2 separate regions of the Mus musculus genome follow, and region 2 is linked to region 1. A link is a contact called in ENCODE Hi-C or POLR2A ChIA-PET data. All regions are on one chromosome and are shown on one strand. Each heading gives the region's core, a stretch centred on a gene start or an enhancer-like site at or near the end of the contact. The rest is flanking DNA. Distances are from core to core; before and after follow the strand shown. Region 1 holds the start of Plk4 (polo like kinase 4). Region 2 holds the start of 6430590A07Rik (RIKEN cDNA 6430590A07 gene).

Region 1 (5,930 bases), core at 729-3,228:
CACAGGTCTGAGAACATAGACTGCAGCTGACAATGAAGTGATAACACAAGGCAAATATATAAAGCAACAAAAAGTAACGAGGGCATGGATTTATATCAACAGACTATTAATGGGCTCTGATAAACTTTAAATACATGTGAAATATTTACAAAAACTCTGAGGCCACAAAATAAAGCCCAGGAATACCAAAGACATCTGCAAGACTTTTAAGCAACAGTCTAAATCATCTATGAAACTAGATCGGGTAGCACACATCTAAAATCTAGCTCTGGAATTCAAGGCCAGCCTGAGGTGCATAGCATGACCCTGAGTCATAATAATCTTATTTGCCTATTAAGACACTGCAAGGGAAATTCTAATATGCCAGTGTGCTTGAAATTAGAATTCTAGAATGTTAAATCATGTTGAAAATTGAGAGTGCTTCTATGAATGTAAACATTCCTTAAACTACAAATGAATCCATTAAATTGCAGGTTTTTGTTTTTGATGTGCAATCATTCCTGTGTGTACGTAAATTACGTGTTCATTATAAAGTATCTTCACACAAGCTCCATCCGGCAGGCACGGTGCTTTGTTTTCAAACAGCTTTGAGAAAGTTCTGTACATGAGATCAGCTTTTTTGTTTGTAGATTTTATTTTTATAACGTGAGTTTATGTGAGTATAGGTTTGTGTACATGAGTGCTATGTCGATAGGAGCCAGAAGGTGGCATCAGAGCCCCTGGACGTGGATAACAGGAGGCTAGCTGACAGCATTGAGTACTGATAGGCAAATATGGCTCTCTCCCACAGCAGCTAGGTCTCACTCACTATGTCGGTATCTCCTACCCCTGAGATGTGCACAGTGTCTGAAAAGCATGAAACTTGTGAAGTGATGCCTTGCTTGCAGGATAACGTGTTCATTTAAATATGTGTGGAGGTTGGCCTTAATTGTCTCAAGGATACTGCAGCCAAAGACAAAAAGGTCCTAAATGAGGACCTCACTCAGCATAGAACCTTTTAAAAGTGCCCGCTAGCCTATTCCTCTTATTCCTAACTATAAATTGCCCTTGGAGACACAGGCCCCCACTAAGACGACTCATCTTTGTTGATAGACCCCCTGACCACCCAGGTGCCATCATCTCTGATTTGCTGTCTTTCCAAATGAATCTTTCCTTGCCTCACTTCTTGTCCTGGAATCACTGGCATTTGGGGATAGCAATCTAGACCTGGATTGGAACACTATTAGGAGTTGAGATAAAACACAGACACAGAGAGAACACACTATTGAGGATCTTCAGAAAACAAGTCACTACTTTGGATCTTTTTGCATCTGATTAAAAAATCTCAAAACAATTAGGCTAAAAAGCAAACCCCTGTCGGATTATTTACTAGCAACTAATGTAAAGATCCATACCACTACTCTTTCTTCAAAACATTTTTAGAGGAAAATGACTTAGCCTAGGTCACTCACATATGGCTCAAAATAAATTTGTAAGATTGGTAGCCCAGGTTAGCCTGGAACTCCTTAGAGTCCAAGAATGGACTGACTCAACCCCAGTGCGTCGCTGTGTCCAACCTTTAATATCTGTCCGGGCAGCGGGTTGCTGGGAAAGAAGAAACTAGAACCCAAGGACATGTCCACGCTTGGAAAGCATTTTACCACTTAGGTACATCCCCAGGCTTTTTTTACTTTAGAGTCGGTGTTTTCCCTATACAGTTCATCTTAAAGCACCACACATTAATAGCTGTAAAAAAGGAAAATGGCACAACGGTGTACATGGTGGGCTGGCGGGTTCGGGGCTGTTCTAAGGAAAGTAATGGACTTTTCCCCCTAGTTCTCTTTAGGCCAAACCTACACACTTATTTAAAAGACTTTCTGCGGGAAGCCAAAGCCCTATTATCCTTCAGGTCAAAACGTAACCTATTATTAGCGTCCGCGCTACGGTCAGTCGTACACTGACCGCTTTCCGTCAAACTTAAAACCCACTTCCGGCCTAGAGCGAGGGAAAGCCCCTGCTGCGCATGCGTGTCGGTCTCCGCCTCTAAGAAGTGGAGAGTGTGCTGACGTCACCGCCAGGCTGGCTCGTTCGGAGACCGGCGGGAATTTTTCAAAATGGGAGCTCCGGGGCGCCGCCCAGGCCTCGGGAGGTACCGGGGGTACCTTTCGGTGGCGTTGGCGGCGTCGCCAGCGGCGGCGTAGAGAAGGCGTCCTGATGGGCGCCAAGACCTGCTGGCTTCTCGGAGCGCTGCCTCGGAGGGACTGCGAGAAGGCCGAGCCCCGGGCGCCGGCGGCTCGGGAACATGGCGGCGTGCATCGGGGAGAGGATCGAGGTGAGGCCGGCGGGCGCGGAGCTGAGGGAAGGTCCGATGGAGGCGGACTCTGGTATTCCGGGACCCAGTGAGCTGAGGTGAACCGAGCGCAGTGCTGAGGGGAGGTCCATTGTGGCTCGGCACAAACACACGGGAGACCAGACGGGTTAGCGGGCTGAGGCTGAGGCCCAGTCTGGCTCAGGCGCTCACTGGTGCTCAGTGACACTAGTAAAGCGGGGATGAGGCGGGCAGGCGCGGTGGCGGTGGCGGGGCTGATCGCCGAGGGACAGGCGAAGCGACCCGCCCCCTGGAGCCCCGCCCGGAGGGGAGCGCCTTGTACCCCGCAGGTGTGTCTCCAGCTGCGGGCCCCGCCCGGTCCTGGTCCCTTGGCGTCGGGTCCGCACTCCCGCCTCCAAAGCCGCGCTCCGCTTGCCCCCTCCCCGGGGATGGCGGTTACCGTGGCGGGAGCTGCGGCGGGAACCTGGTGGGCCAGAGGAGGGACCCGAGCTAACCAGCTCATTAGAGTCCTTAGCCTCCATCAGGGAGGGAGCTCAGAAAATCTCTCAGAGCGTCAAGATGCCTTCCACCCCAGACACCTGCATCATCGAGGTGTGGCAGCTGCTTGAACCATGTCTCCTTTTCTCTTTGGCCCATTTCACATCCCATCCCCTACCCAACTTTCTTACTTTCTAGATCTGCGATTCCTCACGTGTAATCCTTAATTTTTTTTTTAAAAGGACTTTAAGGTTGGAAATCTACTCGGTAAAGGATCATTTGCTGGTGTCTACAGAGCTGAGTCCATACACACTGGTTTGGAAGTTGCAATCAAAATGGTAAGAATGTATTAGTTATTGTTTCTTCAGTATTTTTGCAAGGTACTAGAGAGCAATGAAGGCATGCTATTTAAAATGTCCCACTCATTATCTGCTAAAGACTGCACCTTGCCACCCTGCCAAATGTGTGCATTTGTAATAATTGCATAATACATTGCATAACCAAAAGACAGCTGTTAAGTACAGCATCTGAATTTAAGGACATTTAAGAGACTCTTAACCTTGCTTAAGTGAAGTTTTATACTTTACTAGGGTTCAGGAGACCAGTACATTTTGTTGCTATGAATACTTAAGGTAATGAGAAGTCAGCAATTTATAATAATAATATGCTCATTTGTGGCTGTAACGGTCCAAGAATACCATTATGGTCAGCCTGTGATCCCAGTTCTGAAGAGTTGGGAAAAAGAAAATCCTAACTCCAGGGCCAATCTCTGCTATCACATAAATGCACTGGACATACTGGGAATGTACTCTGTTAGGTCGAGGGCAGAGCACAGATAGGAGTAAACTGACTTCAAAGACTATATTAAAAAAAAAAGACTTCTTACAATTATAGGTTGTTGTTTGAGCTTTTGTCTGGGCTTAGGGGTATAGCTAGGTGGTAGAGTGCTTTTCTCTAGCATGCACAGGGCTCTAGATCAAGCCACAACCATAAAAATCAACAAATAAATCTGCCCTCTTATTTTTAGATAGATAAGAAAGCCATGTACAAAGCTGGAATGGTACAGAGAGTCCAAAATGAGGTGAAAATACATTGCCAGTTGAAACACCCCTCTGTCTTGGAGGTAAGATACCAGATGTATTAAAGTAGTTAAGGAAAGCTGGATGTTCGTATAGTTGACGGCACCCTTTTCTGTTTTAGCTCTATAATTACTTTGAAGATAACAATTATGTCTACCTGGTATTGGAAATGTGCCACAATGGAGAAATGAACAGATATCTGAAGAACAGAATGAAGCCTTTCTCAGAAAGGGAAGGTGGGTGTCTTTTGGGGGTTGGGGTGTGGAATTTGTCTCTCTCTGTTCTGTTTGGTAAAACTTGGCTTTTCAATGTGTGGTTTTGAAAAATGTGGTATTTTTATAACATTTGTGTAATTTTGTTTTGTTGATGCAAGGACTCTGGCTGTCCTAGGCTGGTCTCAAACTCACAGTTTACCCCTCTCTCATGAGTGCTGGGATTAAAAGTATAAGCCACTACACCCAGATTAGTAATACATATTTAAATTTATTTTATTTTATTTTTTTGCATGTATTGAGTCTTTACCTGCTTGTGTGTCTGTACACTGTATGTGTGCCTGGTGCTCAGGGAGTTCAGAGGAAGAAATTAGATCCCCTGGAACCTGATTGTGAGGTACCATGTGAGTGTTGTGAATCCAGGTCCTCTGGGTGGTGAGCTAGGACTCTTATCCACTGGGCCATCCTTTCAGCCTCAACAATTTCTTTTCTGTTTTTAAGGCATGTGTATAAGTGTGCCTCTGTCTATGAGTATGTGCATGTAGTGTAGGTAGGGGTCCCTGCCCTTGGAGGGTTAACATGGATACTGGGAATAGAGTTTGGGTCCTTTGCAAGAACAGTATGTATCTCTTTATCAGCTGTGTCATCTCTCCAACCACAGATAAAACTATTTTAAATTTAAAAAGGAGAACTCCCCACAAAACTGGCATTTATAAATCAAGTATTACAAAAGTAGAGAGATTTGTAAGCCTTCTGTTCTCTAAAAACAAATTTAAATTAAATTATTAGTAACAGTTTATAGAAAATCCTTTCAAATCTGGAAAATAACTTAGAATGTCTTTGACTAACATTTCCAAATAAACATTATGAACATTTACTATATATGAAAGGTCTGAAACGCAGAGAACTATGCTTATTACTTATTGCTTATTAGCTTATTAGTCAACTTCTGAAAGGATGGAGTGATTCAGACTCCCCAGGTAACATATCTTTGCAATGCAGATTTTTAAATGCACATAGCAACAAAGCTTTTTTTCACACATAATAATATTTTTTATGAAATACAAAATGAATTTCAATTTGTACCCCCATTTTCTTAAATCAGATAAGCTCCATATGTTGTTAAACTACTGTTTTGGTTTGGTTTTTTTTCTCTTCCAAACTACAACTAATACTGCAGATAGAGCTAAGGAATATGGATGCTGATAGGTTTTTGGTTTTGTTTTTACTATCTGTTATTCATTTGTATCTTGTGTGTTATGGTCGGAGGTTAGCTCTAGGGAGTTGGCCATCTCTTTTTATCAGGTGGGCTCTAGATATCTAACTCAGGTTGTCAAACACCTACAAACACCTTTTCCTGCTTAACTATCACACTGGCCTGACAGAGCATTTTATACATTTAAATCTGTTGGACAGTGGTAACAAATACTAAATTGTGAAACATTGATAACTTTTCTCTCAAGTTCCATTTTTAATAGTTAATTCTGAGGAAATAATACAAACTGGAGAGGATGGGTTGCATACATATAGATGTTGGTTATTGTATTTTTCAAAATGCTTTATAATTTTTTATAAACATTTTACTGAGACAATATTTATAAAGAAAAAAATTATGTTAGACCGAACTAAACTTAAAAACTTATATATAACCAAAGATGCACTCCCCTTCCACCAACAAAGTTTAAGACAGAGATGATAAGAAAATATCTGCAAACAAAATGTATGACTGATGAGGCTGGGGCTGTAGTTCAGTGGGTATGTTTAATTCAGCACATATGCACAAAGCCCAGGCTCCCTGTTTTCCGCTGACAAATTTGTCTGTAGTGCATTTAACTAAAAAACTCAGGCTGAAAA
Region 2 (5,659 bases), core at 2,636-5,135, 94 kb after region 1:
GATACAGAGTATAAATTGTATAATACTCCTTAATTGTTGTTTCTAATTATATTGGTGGAGTTGTGTAAGGGAAGTATTTGTTCTTGGAAAAGGCAGACTGCAATAACATATTCGTAATATCTGAAACTTACTTTACTTTAGCAATAGATGTGTGTGTGTATAAAGACATCTGACTTCTGGGGAAAAACTAATTGGAAAGATATTAGCATTAGGTAGATTATTTCAATCTTTGTATGTATTTGAAATCTTTTAAAGTAATAAATTTTTATTATGTTTTTTTTAATTTAGAAGGAATAACAGAATATGGATGTTGATTTACTGAATTAGCATACATTTTTTATTTTGATGACACACATGTTAGATGGCTGAGGCTGAGCTTTACAGACTTCTGCTTTACAGGGGTGTAAGAAGAAAAACTGAACCTGGGTGTCATGGCGCATGCCTTTCATCCCAGCACTTAGGTGGCAGAGACAGCAGGATCTCTGTAAGTTTGAAGGTACATAGTAGCTCCAGGCCAGCCAGGGATACATAGTTCTTGCACGCGTTTGCGACCGGCCAGGAAAGACGAGGCAAAGCTTTATTGCTTACTCAGGAGCAAGAGAGGAAGAGCGCGGCAGAGAGAGGCAGAGAGGAAGAGAGAGAGAGCAGAGGAAAAGATGAAGAGAAAGAGACGAAGAGGCGAAGAGAAGAAGAGGCGAAGAAGCGAAGAGAGGGAGTGCCAGAACCCTGTCCCTTTTAAGGAGAATTATCCTCCTCCTAGGACGTGTCACTCCCTGATTGGCTGCAGCCCATCGGCCCAGTTGTCGTCACGAGAAAGGCAGAGCACATGGCAGGAAAACTGCCCCTGCACATGTGCAGATTATTTACTACTTAGAACACAGCTGTCAGCGCCATCTTGTAATGGCAAATGTGAGTGCGGCTCCACACACATAGTGAGACCCTGTCTAAACAAGCAAGCAAACAAACAAACAAACAAACAAAAAATGCTGTACATCTTTCCAAGGGGATTTGTTTAACGTTTACCTTCTATCTACTAGTTCTGCTGTATCCTGGCATTCATTTTCCTGATGGAATTCTCTCTCAAGTAAAACCATGGTGTTCTAATATTTTGATAACCACAGCTCCAGATGGCAGAATGTTTAACAAATATATGACTTAAAATCCAAGAAAAATACATAATACACTGGCATGAACTGAACACCTGGGTAAAACAATATGATTCAGTGTGTGTTTTTGTACAGAGTCTGGGGCAGAGCAGCACTGCACTTTCAAAATTCGCTCTGGTCTCACTACAGAAAGGCAGAACAGTCAGACTCAGAACTGGAGAGCAAGAAGGGTGAGCATCTGGAGAGAGCAGTACTGAATATAACTGCAGACATATGACAGAAATAAAAGGTCTGCACTGTAAGACAAGCATACTAGCACCTGCCTATTACTGTTATTGCACTACGAAGGAGGGAAAGCAGGAAGACCCTAAGTTCAAGGCCAGCCTCTACCAGACTGAGCTGTGAGCCAGCCTGGGCTCCAAAGTGAGAACTTACTTGAAAGGAAGGAAGAAAGGAAGGGAGTGAGGGAAGAGAGGAGGGAGGTAGTGCAGACATGTAAGGACAGAGGGTGCAGTAATATTTCTTTTATTGACAAATACTGAAATAAGAATTTGAAGTGTCTGTAGTATTTCAAAAAAACCTAAGGTAAGGCTAGCAATCTATAATCTTTAGGTCAAATCCAGACACCACCAGTCTTTAGCTTGATAGATAAAACTGGTTTACAGGTGAATAGTTGTTACCAGATGACAAAAGACTAACTTCAAAGACCAAGTTTCTCCTCAATAGACCAACCTACTGACTAAACAATGCACTCATTTAGTATGATCTGCAGATTTTCTCTTCTAAGTATCTATGCTATCCATGACTTTGCCTTTGGGCCTGAACCAACAAACCTAAACTATACACCAATGGGTCTATTACAGAAAAAGTGTCGGCCTCTGCTCTATTAAATAAAATTCATAAAGGAAGTCAGTTGAGAGCACTAGACACTCAAGAAAAGAAGGATCTAAGCCAATTACATCAATAAATCCTGATTAGTCAATCTTGTTTGATAAGGGCTGCTGGCTTACTATACTGAACTTTGTACAGTAAAGTACAAGTGAGCAAACCCTGCAGTTAGTCATAACTAGGGAATCAACTTATGATTTTAAAAACAGAATACTTGTTGAATTGTTCTGAAAATGTTTCCTTTTAATTTTTAAAATGCTAAACACAGAACATAGAGTTCAATCTAATGAACTCTTCATGGACAGGAACATCTGTCCATCTTCACCTATAGATGAAGCCTAACACAATCACTTATTTAAAAGGGAGAGAAAAGTAAGAGAAAATGTGTTTAAGCTTATTTCAATCAAAATCATATTTCTATGGTTAGCTGTACATCTATGACTCAAGGATCCCACGCTCTTTCTGGAAAACACAGGCCTGACATGAAATACAACAGAAGAAAAGCAAGCAGCACAAAGAAGGCTAGGAAATGGAAATGCCACAGCCCTATGCATGTGACTAACAGGGAGCTCTAGCCTGGCAGAGCCTGTACATCAGAAGCACAAAATTACAGTAAGTAAAAATAACTTCAGGGTCCCGGCAAATAACAAGCCTGGAAGAAAAAAAGTTGTTGGCAGGAGTTGCAGGTAACATAAATGAGGGTTGCTGACAGATTTCAAAAGGGAGAAGAGGGATGGTCTCTTCTAGGCGTGGAATAGGCAGGACAACTACAGAGCTTAAGAACTCCAAAAGGATGGCTGCACAGCAAAAAGCAGGGCAGAAGCCAACAGCTTCGAAGGTCTCAACAGGCCTGGGGGATGCAGCTCTTTTAAAACAAATGTCAACACTGCTACTCATTTTAATCACCTCAAGATAAAATCAAGAAACATAAAATTGTAATCCATCCTCTGGCCTCTGTACAAACCATGATGCATGTGCCACCTGTTCCCCCTCAAAAGATGAACCTAATAAAACACACACTGCGCTTCAAACAAAAGACTCGATGAAATAATACTTACTGCTTCGTAAAGGTAAAAATACATATTGCTACAGTAAGACAAGCCCAACTTTTCTAAATTAGTGCTCATGAATAAGGATCAAAATGAGAATTACAAGGATGAAAATACTAATGAAACGCTTAAAGGTGTGTTTATTTTGGACCTGTGATACTGAGCAAAGTGTGAGTCATTTTAAGTGGGTTTATTTGCAAAATATGAAGAAGTTATTAGGTTAGGAAAAGTCTAACTCAAGTTTAGCTCTTGAGTGTCGGTTAAAACCACCATTTGGGGCTTTTGTGACAGTGGACAGCTACACAGGGTCAACAGAATGCAGTGTCTGCTGTAAAAGAGGCAGCTTAGGTTTTTTCATACAAAACAGGAAAAATAGTGAAGAAAAAGAAATTCTCAAGGAGGAAGGAATTACCATAACAGGATTCAGGCAGATGCTTAAGACACACAGCACAAGGGCTACAATGTGAAACTGCTGTGACCTTTGTGAAGCATCCCCCTGCCCAGCTTTGTTAGGTACACAAGTTCTCCAAGCACCAAGATTCTCCTCTATTCCCAAGTACACGCGATTATCCCGGAGCCTGTCCTAAGCAGCTCCGAAGGCGTTGCTGGGCATGCGCATGTGCAGCCGGGTTTCGGGTCCGGACAGTGGACTCACTGTTCCCAGCTAGTCCCACCCGCCTGCTCACCTGCTTTCCGGTGATCCCGGGCCCAAGAGGGGCTCCCGCTCAGCCTCACTTCCCAGGTTCGCCATAATTCCAGCTCTCGCTAGGCGGCGCGCTGCCCACTCTCGCGACACCTGCTCCTTCTCCAGGCCCGGAGCTGTCAAAACACTCCTATGAGTGCGCGTGCGCGCCGCGAGGCCGGAAGCGGACCGGCAGCCTAAGGGAAGTGTGAAGCGTGTGGGCCCTGCAGGAGGCGGTGGTGGCAAACAGAGAGCAGGCCGGAAGAGGTGGAGCAAGGCCAGAGCCGGCCTCTGGGGGCGTGTCCCGCGGACGCCACGCCCCGCCCCGAGGACGTCCTCCCTGTCAGGCTGGCTGGCAGCTCGCCTGCTGTTTTGTACCTGAGCAGATTCAGCTCTCTGCTGTCCGAGCTGAGGCGAAAGTCCGGTGCCTTAAGCGTGGAGAGCGGTGGTGGCCAGAGGCTTGGCGAGTTCCCCTTCAGGTGTGCCTCGGCGAGCGGCCTGTAAGTAACAGCCTCTGTCGTCTGCGTACGTGCAAGGCGACAGGAAGGCAGCGGTTCCCTGGTTCGAGGGAGGGCGTTGGGGACCCCTGTGGCCCAACCCTGCTGGCCATCAGCGCCTCACCTGAAAGGGACTGAGGATGAGGCTGATGGTAGGCAGCCGCTGTTATACCCCTGACTCCGCTCCTAAGAGACTTGGGGGTCGCGGCTGATGGCAGCCAGACACTGATGCCCCCACCGGCTCCTCACTTGAGGGGACTGAAGGTCGGGTCTGAGGAGGCTACAACCTCGCTGGTTCCGGGCCCCAGAACCTTAACTTTGCAAAAAGCCAGCCCCTAGGCAAAGCCTGCTTAGCTCCAACCCGCTGCTTTCAGCACCAGGAACATAAACACTCAACAGACTCAGATACTGTTGACTTCCTAGTCTCTGTCCCTGCCATTGGACTTGTCAGCTAATTGCTGCTAGAAGTCATCGTGTGTCTCCTAAAGTAATGTTTTCTTAACTCTAGATAAGATTGTCATGTGATTTCATTGGATCACATCTCTCCTAGGACACGGGTAAAGCAGATACTTATCTATCTGATCAAGACCTGAGGTCGAGATAAGTTACCTGGAATCTCTCAGAGTTGGGACCCAGTCTCAATTCTTGAACTCCTTGAGCGCTTAGCATTTGTCCTGCCTCAGGAGCTCTCTGTTGTGTGGTATTCCCATCTGCTCTCCTTTGATCTTTCATTTGTGATCATCTCATGTGCAGCCAATCAGGCATATTCTACTAGAGAACTGTTAAACTTGAAATGTCTTCTGTTAATTATCTTTGAATCCAATCCTGATTATTAGATACTTCATTGTATTCAGTCCTGCACATATATCTATAGTAACAGAAACAAGGAGATTCTCGTTATTGGTTCCAAGACTAAAGATGGGTAGAAAATAAAGTCCTTTTTTTAACCTCGATATTCTTCCTATGTTATGGTTGTCATTTCTAATCCCTGGACAGTGACACAATTTGAGACTCTTATATAATAGAGGAAGAAAATTTTAACTAGCATTCCATCAAGTAGAATGTGGTGTATGTTGAAAGAAATCTTATTCTTATTCAGGCCCTCTTTCATCCCTACAATGGTTTTCTAAAGAGGAGAGAGATTGACTCAAGTAGACAAAGAAGTGAAAGGCAGAGAGAATAGGAAGATGGCGGAGGGCTACAGAGCTAACCAACAGTAGCTTGAATTCAAGAAACAGGACTCCTCTGACAACAAAACCTGTGCTGTTTACCACCAGGTTTCCTGTAAACAGAATATCAAGAATATCTTCTCATATTTCCTAATATGAAAAGCAAAGCAAGTATTTAGTGTTTATTTAAATGAAATAATTTGTTGCTCTGTATTAGGCCAAGTATAGTTTTCTACTTTCCAGTTGAGGTGGCTCACTCAAGGTCACA

Evidence for each region. Hi-C counts contacts between places; a loop is a spot of excess contacts on that map. ChIA-PET counts read pairs that join two places held with the same protein, here RNA polymerase II (POLR2A).
Region 2: a loop to region 1 is called in a map of v-Abl transformed pro-B cells, with 4 times the contacts of the local background. The contact joins the promoter of 6430590A07Rik here to the promoter of Plk4 in region 1. A Hi-C loop is called at or near these places in 1 of 37 maps with a recorded cell type or tissue (v-Abl transformed pro-B cells). POLR2A ChIA-PET finds 5 or more read pairs at or near these places in 2 of 5 experiments (Patski and embryonic stem cell).

Annotation. Positions count from the first base shown.
Region 1 is chr3:40,797,973-40,803,902 of GRCm38, forward strand. Plk4 (polo like kinase 4) reads left to right here and starts at 1,979. Exons shown (of 16, transcript NM_011495.2): 1 at 1,979-2,311; 2 at 3,028-3,123; 3 at 3,813-3,908; 4 at 3,986-4,100. The coding sequence starts at 2,282.
Region 2 is chr3:40,890,219-40,895,877 of GRCm38, forward strand. It overlaps 6430590A07Rik (RIKEN cDNA 6430590A07 gene), which reads right to left and starts at 3,886. Exons shown (of 3, transcript NR_166482.1): 1 at 3,730-3,886. It overlaps Abhd18 (abhydrolase domain containing 18), which reads left to right and starts at 4,041. Exons shown (of 13, transcript NM_026622.4): 1 at 4,041-4,225.